Linked DNA regions of Homo sapiens: region 2 is linked to region 1. A link is a contact called in ENCODE Hi-C or POLR2A ChIA-PET data. All regions are on one chromosome and are shown on one strand. The core of a region is the stretch at or near the end of the contact, and the rest is flanking DNA. Distances in the headings are between cores, read along the strand shown.

Region 1 (4,904 bases), core at 1,259-3,758:
GCAAGGGGAATTGCCCTAGCCGCCAGCAGCACCCTCCCGCCACCACAGACCACACAGTCTCCTTCTGGCTCCAAGTTGTGTGTTCACCAAAAAGTACACAAGACAGAGCAGGGTGAGAAGAAGGAAGCTAGACCCAGCCCTGTATCCCCCATCTCATCTCAACTGAGTATCCCTTGATGCTGGTTCAGAATGTGCCACTCCTCTGTCCAAAAACTCACTAAGCCCCCACCCCCACCCCTTCCTGGAAGCTGTTGTGGTCATAGAACCAAAGAAGTTTCCTCTCTGTTATCCATTTCAAGCAGATGTTTAGTGGACAGCCAAAAAAAGGCCCAAGTGTTGTCTTTGACAGGAATGGCCACAGGCAGATTTACTCAGTTTTCCCTTCTGTAGAATGGAAATAAGAGCCCGTGCCTCACAGGGTTGTGCCTCTCTTTATAGGATTAAGTAAATTTAAGTATGCAAAGCACAGAATTAGGGCTGGCACGCACAAAGTGCTCAAACGCGAGCTGCTGTCTTACCGGACACACGCCAAAACTAGACCAACCGTTTCTCTCCCTGGAGAGTTGTGGGTGGAACCGTGAGGGATGCCCAGCCACAGGGCAGGCCCCGTACACCACCTGCAGCCCAGCAGGTCAGCCTTAGGACCCTCTCCCCTGGACCTGTTCAGAACCAAGTTAAACTTTTGGCCAAAGCACACTCGCTAGAAAACTTATTTTTTTTTAAAAAAAAAACTTTCATAATAAAGTTTATTACCTAAACTGACTTTAAAAAATATAAAATAGGATTCTGCACAGCAGAAAAATAAAGCCAGAGACCCTCCCCCAACCCCTGGTTTGTGCAAAGATACTGGGTATATGTAAACATGAAGAGGTAGGAGGTGCGAGTTCAGGTCCTGGCTCCAGATACAGTTAAGCTGCTACAACAACCAGGGGGACCCAGAGGGAGCACCAGGAGGGGGAGGACCCCCTCAAGAGGTGAGAAGGGGTCTGCGGCCTCGTCTCCAGCCGAGGGCGGGAGGCGCCTCGCCCCTACACCCATCCGCTCCCTCCAACCCAGGCCGGGGAGGGTACCCACATGGTTCCAGGCAAGTAATAACAAAATAACACGGCATCCCAGTTAATGCTGCGTGCACGGCGGGCGCTGCCGGTCAAATCTGGAAGGGGAAGGAGCTCAGGTAGTCGCGGAGGACGGGGTTGAGGGGGATGCGAGCCAGGTTCTCGCGGCCCACGGTGGCCACGATGCGCTGGCGGCACAGCTCCTGCAGCGGCCGCACGCGGCGCTGGCGCAGCGGGGCCCCCAGCATGCGGCGCGGCGCCGCCACGTAGTGCTCCAGCAGCTCGAAGAGGCAGTCGAAGCTCTCGCGGCTGCCATCCAGGTGAAAGCGGCCGGCCTGAAAGTGCACGCGGATGCTCGTGGGTCCCGAGGCCATCTTCACGCTAAGGGCGAAAAAGCAGTTCCGCTGGCGGCTGTCGCGCACCAGGAAGGTGCCCACGGGCTCGGCGCGCAGCCGCTCGTGCGCCCCGTGCACGCTCAGGGGCCCCCAGTAGAATCCGCAGGCGTCCAGGAGCGCGCTGGCGCGCGTGATGCGCCGGTAATCGGCGTGCGAACGGAATGTGCGGAAGTGCGTGTCGCCGGGGGCCGGGGCCGGGACCGCGGGGCACGGCCGCGGGCGCGCGGGGGCCGCGGGCGAGGAGGAGGAAGAGGAGGAAGGTTCTGGCCGCCGTCGGGGCTCTGCTGCTGTGGAGACTGCATTGTCGGCTGCCACCTGGTTGTGTGCTACCATCCTACAGAAGGGGCCAGCCGGAGGGGTGGGCCATAGCGTCCGGGGGTGCGCTGCGGGAGAGACAAAGAGGTGAGCTGGGGCGCTGCGGGGCCGGGCAGGTGTGCGCCGGCCGGACAACTCCGGAGGGCGGCGCTCCCGGCGGACCCGGCCCTAGGGGGCGAGCACGGAGCACCAAGTCCGCGCGGATCCGTTCAGCCTCAGTGGACACAGCTAGAAAATGGGCTCTGTACTCCGCGGAGCTCTTCCCGGCGGGTGGGGGCTCGGTGGAGGCGGAGTCCGGCCTCCGGGCAGCACCGAGAGGGGGGCGTGGAGAGCAGCCGGTTCTGGCTCCAGCCGTCCGGCCCCGGCTCGCCGCCCCGCGCCCGCCGCCTGCTGGCCAGGCTGGGATCCGCGCCTGGTCTGGGCGATTTGGGCTAGGGCCGGAGAAAGGCTGTGCTGCGGGAGCCCCGCGCGCGGGGGGCGGCCTGGGTGGGGCCGGCGAGGGTCAGGGGCATCGCGGCCGCGACCCCATTCTGCAGCCCCCGAGGCTCGCCCGACTCCTGGCTGCCCTGGACTCCCCTCCCTCCTCCCTCCCGCCTCCTCGCCCAGGGCCCGGCTCACCTGGCGGCGGGGCGCGGGACGCCGCGGGCGGGACGGCGGGGGGCTCCGGGGCGCTCCGGGGCGGCTCTCGCGCATGCTCCGGGGCCAGGAGCCGTGCAGCTGCCACGGCCGCAGCTCGCTCTGTTCGGCGCCCGCCCCTGCGCCAGTCTTTTAAACCGGCTCGGAGGCGGGGCTGGCGACGGCGGGAGGCCCCGCCCCCTGCCGGCCCCGCCCCCAGCTCCACTTTTGGTTTCTCTTTCCGCGGTGGCGTCCGGCGAGGACCGCTTCGGCCCTGTTTCCCTCTCTTCTGGACCCTCCCGCGGGGCCCTCTGCCCGCCTGTTCGCACCTGCCCCAGCACCCGCCTCTCGAGGGGCTCTGGCCCCGACCCTGCGCCTTCCGGCCACTTCTCGGACCCCTCCTTCGGACTTGGCGACCCCGATTTTGCCCCGCTACCTCGGGTTCCACTTTCTGCCGCCAGGCCCTCTTGGGACGCGCCCTGACACACCCTCCTCCGCCCCAGCTGTCTCCACACCCGCCGGGGGCAGAGCCCTGTCCTCTCCTCCCCTGCAGCCAGATCCCCCTAGGAGGCCACAGAAGGTGTCCCCAACCCTGAGCCTGACCCCACCCGTAGACCCCCTCCTAGCCCCTGCTCCACCCGCCGTCGACGCCCTCAGTCGCCCGCCCTGCTGTCCCGAAGCCCCGGCCGGCCGCGGTCTCTGGTCTTGGCTCGGGCTTCCCGGGAAGCGGCGGCCTGACCACAGGCTTCAGAGGAACCCCTGGCGGCGCGGGCGCCTCCACCCCGGCCCAGTTCCTCGGAAACTGGGCGGGGCCGGGCAAGGTCCCTGGTGGCCTCGACTGCCCTCCCTGCGCTCCCACTACCCGGCTGCGGAAGAAACTGAGGCTGGGGAGGGGCTGGGATTTGCAATGGCTTGCAGATTGGGAGCTCTGGACCTGGATCTCGCCTTCCCCGTCTTCATTTTGGGGAGAGGTGCAGCTGGACGACATCAAATTGGAGCCCAGTGAAAAAATGGTGCATTCTCAGACGTGATGAATCCCCAAACCTGGTTTCCTAGCCCTCCTCTCCCCCGACCCCTTCCTCATAGATTTCCCCCTCCTACTGCTCCGTCAGGCATCTGCCCTTCAAAGACTGCCTTCCCACCACACACACGGCCGGGGCTTGGGATGGTGGGCGGTCGGTGGTCGGGGCTGTAATTTGCACACGTGTTTGTGATTTAGTGATTCCGATTGTCGTGCGAGGCCATGGAGTAGGTGCCTGGCTGCTCCGTGTATTTTTGAATGAAGGCATGTGAGGAGCCCCAGCATCACAAGGGGCCACATAAAAACCTGGCTAGGCTGGGCACTTGGTTACTGGCCTCACACTGGGACACACTGCCCTCTACAGACAGCTCTCAGACGGCTTCTCTCCTGGAAGCCCTGGTGCCCAGTCCCTTCCCGCCTCCCTGGCCCCACGATACCTCTTTCCCCAGGCAGAGCCTAGGTCCTTATTAACCTCCTGAACACAGGGAGTGGCCCAGAATCAGCCCAGCTTAGCACCCCATCAGTGCCCTGAATCTGCATGTGGCCAGGGCTGGTGGTGGTCATTGGTGTAGCCTCCTAGGTTGTGCGTGTGTGTGCGTGCGCGTGCGTGAGGGGGTGAGAGAAGATGCAGAACCTTGCCTGCACCAGAGGTCAGGTGTGTGATCATTCGAGAGATGTCCACTGAACATCTGCTGGAGGCCACACTCTGTGGAGGGTGATGGAATACAAGGAGACCCAGTTCCAAATCTGCACCTTTCTATTCTTGTGACCTTGAGCATGTAATTAACCTCTCTGCCATGGTTTCTTTATCTGTGAAATGGGGATAATAATAGTACCTCTAGCAGGGCGCAGTAGCTCATGCCTATAATCCCAGCACTTGGAAGGCCAAGACAGGAGGATTGCTTGAGCCCAGGAGTTTGAGAACAGCCTGGGCAACAAAGTGAGACCCCCTCTCTACAAAAAAAAAAAAAAAAAAAAAAAAATAGTACAAAAATCAGCCAGTCGTAGTGGATTGCACCTGCAGTCCCAGCTACTTGGGAGGCTGAAGCAGGAGGATTGCCTGAGCCCAGGAGGTCAAGGCTGCAGTGAGCCACGATTGTGTCACTGCACTCCAGCCGGGGCAACAGACTAAGACCCTGTCTCAAAAAAAAATAAATAAATAGTACCTCCATCCCGGGGTTGTATGGGAATTAAATGAGTGATTATGGGTCAGGTGCTTAAAACAGCCCGTAGTGTCTAATAAGCAGTCGGTAGATGTTTGTTGTTCATCTGAGGGTGCCTGTGGGTGTGGCAGTGTGTTGGAGCCCACAGACGCATGGCTTCAACCCCTGTGTCCATTTTTTTAAAGAGATGGAGTGTAGCTCTGTTGCTCAGGCTGGAGTGTAGTGATAGGATCGAGGAGGCACTATAGCCTCGACCTCCTGGGCTCAAGAGATTCTCCCATCTCAGCCTCCTGAGTAGCTGAGACTACAGGCACATGCCACCACACCCGGCTAATTTTTT
Region 2 (4,904 bases), core at 994-3,493, 240 kb after region 1:
TGCCAAACCCTGTACTAGAGGGGGCACAGATGGCACTGGTAATCATATGGTTGTGTTTTTGATAAATAATCTGCTTCCCACACTACACACAGGCTTAGACCTGGATACCTGTTCACACTAGTACCCAGCCCACAGTAGGTGCTCATTAAATACATGATGAATGAACAACTGAATAAGTGAATTAGCAAACTGTGGTTCGAGACCCACCACCACCCAACCCCAACCCCATGAAACAGCACACAAGGGCTCACGTCTGCAGAGCAGGGGACCCTTCGGAAGGCCTGGATGGCCCCCAGCCGGATCTCGGGTGTGCTGCTTCTCAGAGATGCACAGGCACTCAACGTAGGGGTGAGAGCCATGGCTGCCAAGCCCGCGTTGCCGACTGCCTTCAGCACAAGCTGGAGCTAAATCGAGATGGAGGTAGGACCATGAGGGGCAGTGGCGTGGGGGGCGGGGCAGTGGCGTGGGGGGCGGGGCAGTGGCGTGGGGGGCGGGGCAGTGGCGTGGGGGGCGGGGCAGTGGCGTGGGGGGCGGGGCAGTGGCGTGGGGGGCGGGGCAGTGGCGTGGGGGGCGGGGCAGTGGCGTGGGGGGCGGGGCAGTGGCGTGGGGGGCGGGGCAGTGGCGTGGGGGGCGGGGCAGTGGCGTGGGGGGCGGGGCAGTGGCGTGGGGGGCGGGGCAGTGGCGTGAGGGGCGGGGCAGTGGCGTGGGGAGGGGCAGTGGCGTGGGGGAGGGGGCAGTGGCGTGGGGGGAGGCAGTGGCCTGGGCGGGGGCAGTGGCATGGGATAGGCAGTGGTGTGGGGGGTGGGCTGTGAAGGGCATTTACCCACCTTCTCGGGGTAGGGGCCAATTTCTGTCCCCAGCCACGCTCCAGACCCCGCGGGCCAGCCTGGCGCCTTCCTGGGCATCTCAGCCCATTCCCCCTTCCCCCCTTCACCCCACCCCCACTCAGTGGTGTTGGGGGGCAGTGGTGTGGGGGGGGCAGTGGTATAGAAGGGGCAGTGGCGTGGGGGGGCAGGCAGGAGGGTGAGGAGACGGGTTGAAGTGGGGAAGGGGGAATGAGGGATAGGAGGAAGGGGCAAAGGGGGGAACCCACCCCCACCCTCTCCACCTGGAGCTTGCCTGATTCGCTTCGGCCCCACTGGGGGCACTGAAGCCGGTACTCAGGACACTGGATGTCCTCACCTTGTCATCATCCGAGGGCTCCTGGATGGTACAGTTCTCACCCAAGGCGTCTCCCAGGATCCTCACTAGGGAGCCGACTCCAGGCAGCTGGCCGCAGGGCCCGTCCAGAGAAGCACAGAGGTTGTGCACCAGGGCTGAGATGCCCAGGAAGGCGCCAGGGCTGGCCCTCGGGGTCTGGAGCAGTGGCTGGGGACAGAAATCGGCCCCCACCCGAGGTGGTGGGTAAATGCACTTCACAGGCCTCACCCTGGCCACACACCGACTCACCTGGGCAACTTCATAATACAGAGCTGAGTCCCCCAGAGTCTGAACAAATTGCTCTTTTCAGGGAACATTTTAAAAGCACCCCAGAGGCCAGACACGGTGGCTCATGCCTGTAATCCCAGCACTTTGGGAGGCCAAGGCAGGTGGATCACCTGAGGTCAGGAGTTCGAGACCAGCCTGGCCAACATGGCAAAACCCCGTCTCTACTAAAAACACAAAAATTAGCCGAGCATGGTGGTGTGTGCCTGTAATCCCAACTACTCGGGAGGCTAAGGCACAAGAATCCCTTGAACCCGGGAAGCAGAGGCTGCAGTGAGCTGAGATTGTACCACTGCACTGCACCCTGGGTGGCAGAGCGAAACTCTGTCTCCAAAAAAAAAAAAAAAAAAGAAAACAAAACAAAAAAGGCACTCCATGTGGCCCACGACTCAGACGCCCAGCTACCCTCACTCCAGGGCTTCAGTGAAAGGAAGGCAAACAGGAGGGGGTTCAGGACACAGCTGCTCCCTGCCCCAGGCACCTCAGAGAAATCAGACCAACAAATCTTTTTTTTTTTTTTTAAGATGGAGTCTTGCTCTCTCATTCATCCTGGAGTGCAGTGGCCCTATCTAGGCCCACTGCAACCTCCACCTCCTGGGTTCATGTGATTCCCCTGCCTCAGCCTCCCACGTAGCTGAGATTACAGACACGTGCCACCACCCTTGGCTCATTTTTCTATTTTTAGTAAAGCCGGGTTTCACCATGTTGGCCAGGCTGGTGGTGAACCCCTGACCTCAAGTGATCTGCCCGCCTCGGTCTCCCAAAGTGCTGGGATTACAGGCATGAGCCACCGTGCCTAGTCTAGACCAACAAATCTTAGTAAACAAACTGTGTTCACTACAAGCCAGACTGCTGATAACATGTCACACACGTTGCCTTTCTTATCATTCCCATTTTGCAGAGCAGGAAGCTGAGACACAGGAAGCTGAGACACAGAAAGGGTAAGGGACGTGCCTCAGGTAGCCCACAGCTATAGATAGAACTGAGACTTAACCCAGGAGAGGCTGGCTCCCAGGCCAGGCATGATACCAACACTCACGGCTTCTCAAAATGCAAATTCTGGGCTCACTCTAAAATCCAGCCCTGGGGCCCTGGCTGTGAACAGGGGCCTCTGTGCTAGACCCACGTCACTCCAGAACAGGGACTGCTTGGCAGCTGTGGAGAAATAAAATCTCTGCCTAGCTCTGTCCTTTTTTTTTTTTTCTCGAGATGGAGTCTTGCTCTTGTCACCCAGGCTGGAGTCCAGTGGCACAATCTCAGCTCACTGCAACCTCTGCCTCCTGAGATCAAGTGATTCTCCTGCCTCATCTTCCTGAGTAGCTGGGATTACAGATGTCTGCCACCACGCCTGGCTAATTTTTGTATTTTTAGTAGAGATGGGGTTTCACCATATTGGCCAGGCTGGTCTCGAACTCCTGACCTCAGGTGATCTGCCCACCTCAGCCTCCCAAAGTGCTGGGATTACAGGAGTGAGCCACCACGCCCGAGCTGCCCAGCTCTGTTCTTTCTCTGGATTCGTGACTCTTCACCAGATCTGTGTTACTACGCTAGGGTGTGAGCACACTGTGTGAAGGTGTGAACATAAGCATCTGTGTGTGTGCATATTGGTGTGTGCTGTAGAATCCTAGTGCTTGTGGGTGTGTACGTTCCCACTTGGGTGTGCAGGTGTCTCAGCGCACTCGAGTACCCTAGTATGCGTGTATTTCCTGGTGGATGCCTGTGCACACGTGTCCCCATGTGGGCATCTCGTGTGTCCCATTGGATGTGTGCATGTGCCCATGCGTCCAGGTGCGTGTGTGTGTACTGTGTGTCCCTTGTGTGCCCACGCACAGCCCAGTGTGTCTTGGTGTGCCTATGCATGTGTCCAGGTGTGGGTGGCTGTCTCCACACGTCCCACTGGGTGAGTGTCCTACTGTGTGTATGTGCATGTCCTGCCATGTCTTCACATGTGCATACACTGGGGTGTATATCTGCATCTCCAGGTACGTGAGTCTTGGCGTGTATGCCTCAATGTGTGTGTGTGTGTGTGTGTGTGTGTGTGTGTGTGTGTGTGTGTCTTGACAGGTCTATGGTGTGGGTGTGTGTCCGTGCATTTCCCCATGTGGGTGTCCTGGGAAAGCCTGCCTCAGTGTGAGCCTGCAACAGTGTGTGTAGGTCTGTGTGTGTACACGTGATCCAGCATGTGTGTGCATATCCCTGTGTGTTTGTGTGTCCCTGTGCCTTGGTGTGAGCCTGTGTCAGTGTACGTGCAGGTCTGTGCATGTACACATGATCCAGTGTGCGTGTGCACGTCCCAGTGCAATGGGTGCCTGCTTCAGTGTGTGTGGGTTGTGTCCCATGTGTGTACACGTGCGCTCAGGATGCATGCGTGTGGGTCTTGGCGTGTGCATCTCACTGCATATTTTCTTTGTGAAAGGACAGGGGTGTGTGGAGCCTGGAAAAAGCACATTCAATGTTTCCCTATATTTGAGCAAAGAAAACAAAGCTGTCTGTTTTCTTAATACAGAGCAGGGCAAGCGGGCTTGGCTGGGAGGGCAGGGGTTATAAAAAGACTAAGAAGCTCTCCGGCACATGGGAGGGGCCGCCTGCTGGAGGTTCCCGCCTCTGACTGCTTTGCCCAAGAAAGGCGGCGGGGGCACAGACAGGGCAGGCTCGGGCCTGTCCCAGACCAAAGCTGGAGCCAGAAGCCTGGTCACAGCCTGCAGGGCTGTGGGGCAGGCTGGTGCCACTTGGCTGGCAGAGAGCCCAGATCTGTGAGCCACTTCCGGTGGCCCTGCCAGGACAACTGGGCCAGCATGAGGCCTGGGTGCTGAGCAGTCCACACAGTAATGACCCAGTTGGTTCTGTGTATGGCTGCCCGGGGGATGAACCCAGAAGGGCCAGCCTTCCCTGTTTTCACAAAAACCAGAAACCACATCGCAAAGAGAAGAACAAACAATTTTGAAAGGGAAATAAATTTAAAAAAAAAATGGGAGGAGAAGAAAACAATCTTAATGCAAAAATCTCTAACGAAGGCTTACTTACACTTCAGTTAGAAGTCTGTTTAAAATACTCACTTTTTCATTTTTAAAGATGGAAAAATAAAATTACCCTCAAACCTGTGACCCTTATTAAGCTGATTTCACTTTTCCAACATGATTCTAAAGCTCAGTCATCATGCTCAAACCAACCCTCCCTGAAAAGCTAAGAAAACAGAACTGGGAGAAGACAAGCCAGGAAGCACTGGGACCTGGGGGAGATCAAACACCAGCTACAAAGCATCAAGAAGCCACACTTCACCAACATGAAGAACTTTTGTTCATTGAAAGACACCATTAAGAAGGCCGGGCGCAGTGACTCATGCCTGTAATCCCAGCACTTTGGGAGGCCGAAGCAGGCAAATCACATGAGCTCAGGAGTTCGAGATAAGCCTGGCCAAC

What was found. Hi-C counts contacts between places; a loop is a spot of excess contacts on that map. ChIA-PET counts read pairs that join two places held with the same protein, here RNA polymerase II (POLR2A). Pooled maps may share reads with other maps.
Region 2: a loop to region 1 is called in a pooled map, with 2.5 times the contacts of the local background. The contact joins the enhancer-like site here to the promoter of SOCS1 in region 1. A Hi-C loop is called at or near these places in 5 of 50 pooled maps. POLR2A ChIA-PET finds 5 or more read pairs at or near these places in 4 of 52 experiments (BJ, T-cell, WTC11 and 1 more).

The regions. Positions count from the first base shown.
Region 1 is chr16:11,253,696-11,258,599 of GRCh38, forward strand. SOCS1 (suppressor of cytokine signaling 1) reads right to left here and starts at 2,509. Exons shown (of 2, transcript NM_003745.2): 1 at 2,384-2,509; 2 at 722-1,833. The coding sequence starts at 1,783. The coding sequence ends at 1,148. All of the region lies in intron 1 of LOC105371082 (a long non-coding RNA gene), which reads left to right. RefSeq lists an enhancer at 375-544 and silencers at 1,155-1,244, 1,655-1,804, 1,815-1,864, 1,965-2,704, 2,955-3,154.
Region 2 is chr16:11,493,393-11,498,296 of GRCh38, forward strand. It overlaps LOC400499 (putative uncharacterized protein LOC400499), which reads right to left. Exons shown (of 67, transcript NM_001370704.1): 11 at 1,183-1,368; 12 at 252-404. Among named protein-coding and RNA genes, the nearest start is that of LITAF, 91 kb to the right of the region's middle. RefSeq lists enhancers at 779-1,775, 3,954-4,003, 3,981-4,275, 4,767-4,904. Within about 2 kb of position 2,244, at least 15 of the 41 ENCODE cell types and tissues checked have a DNase peak (open chromatin) inside an H3K27ac peak, as active enhancers do.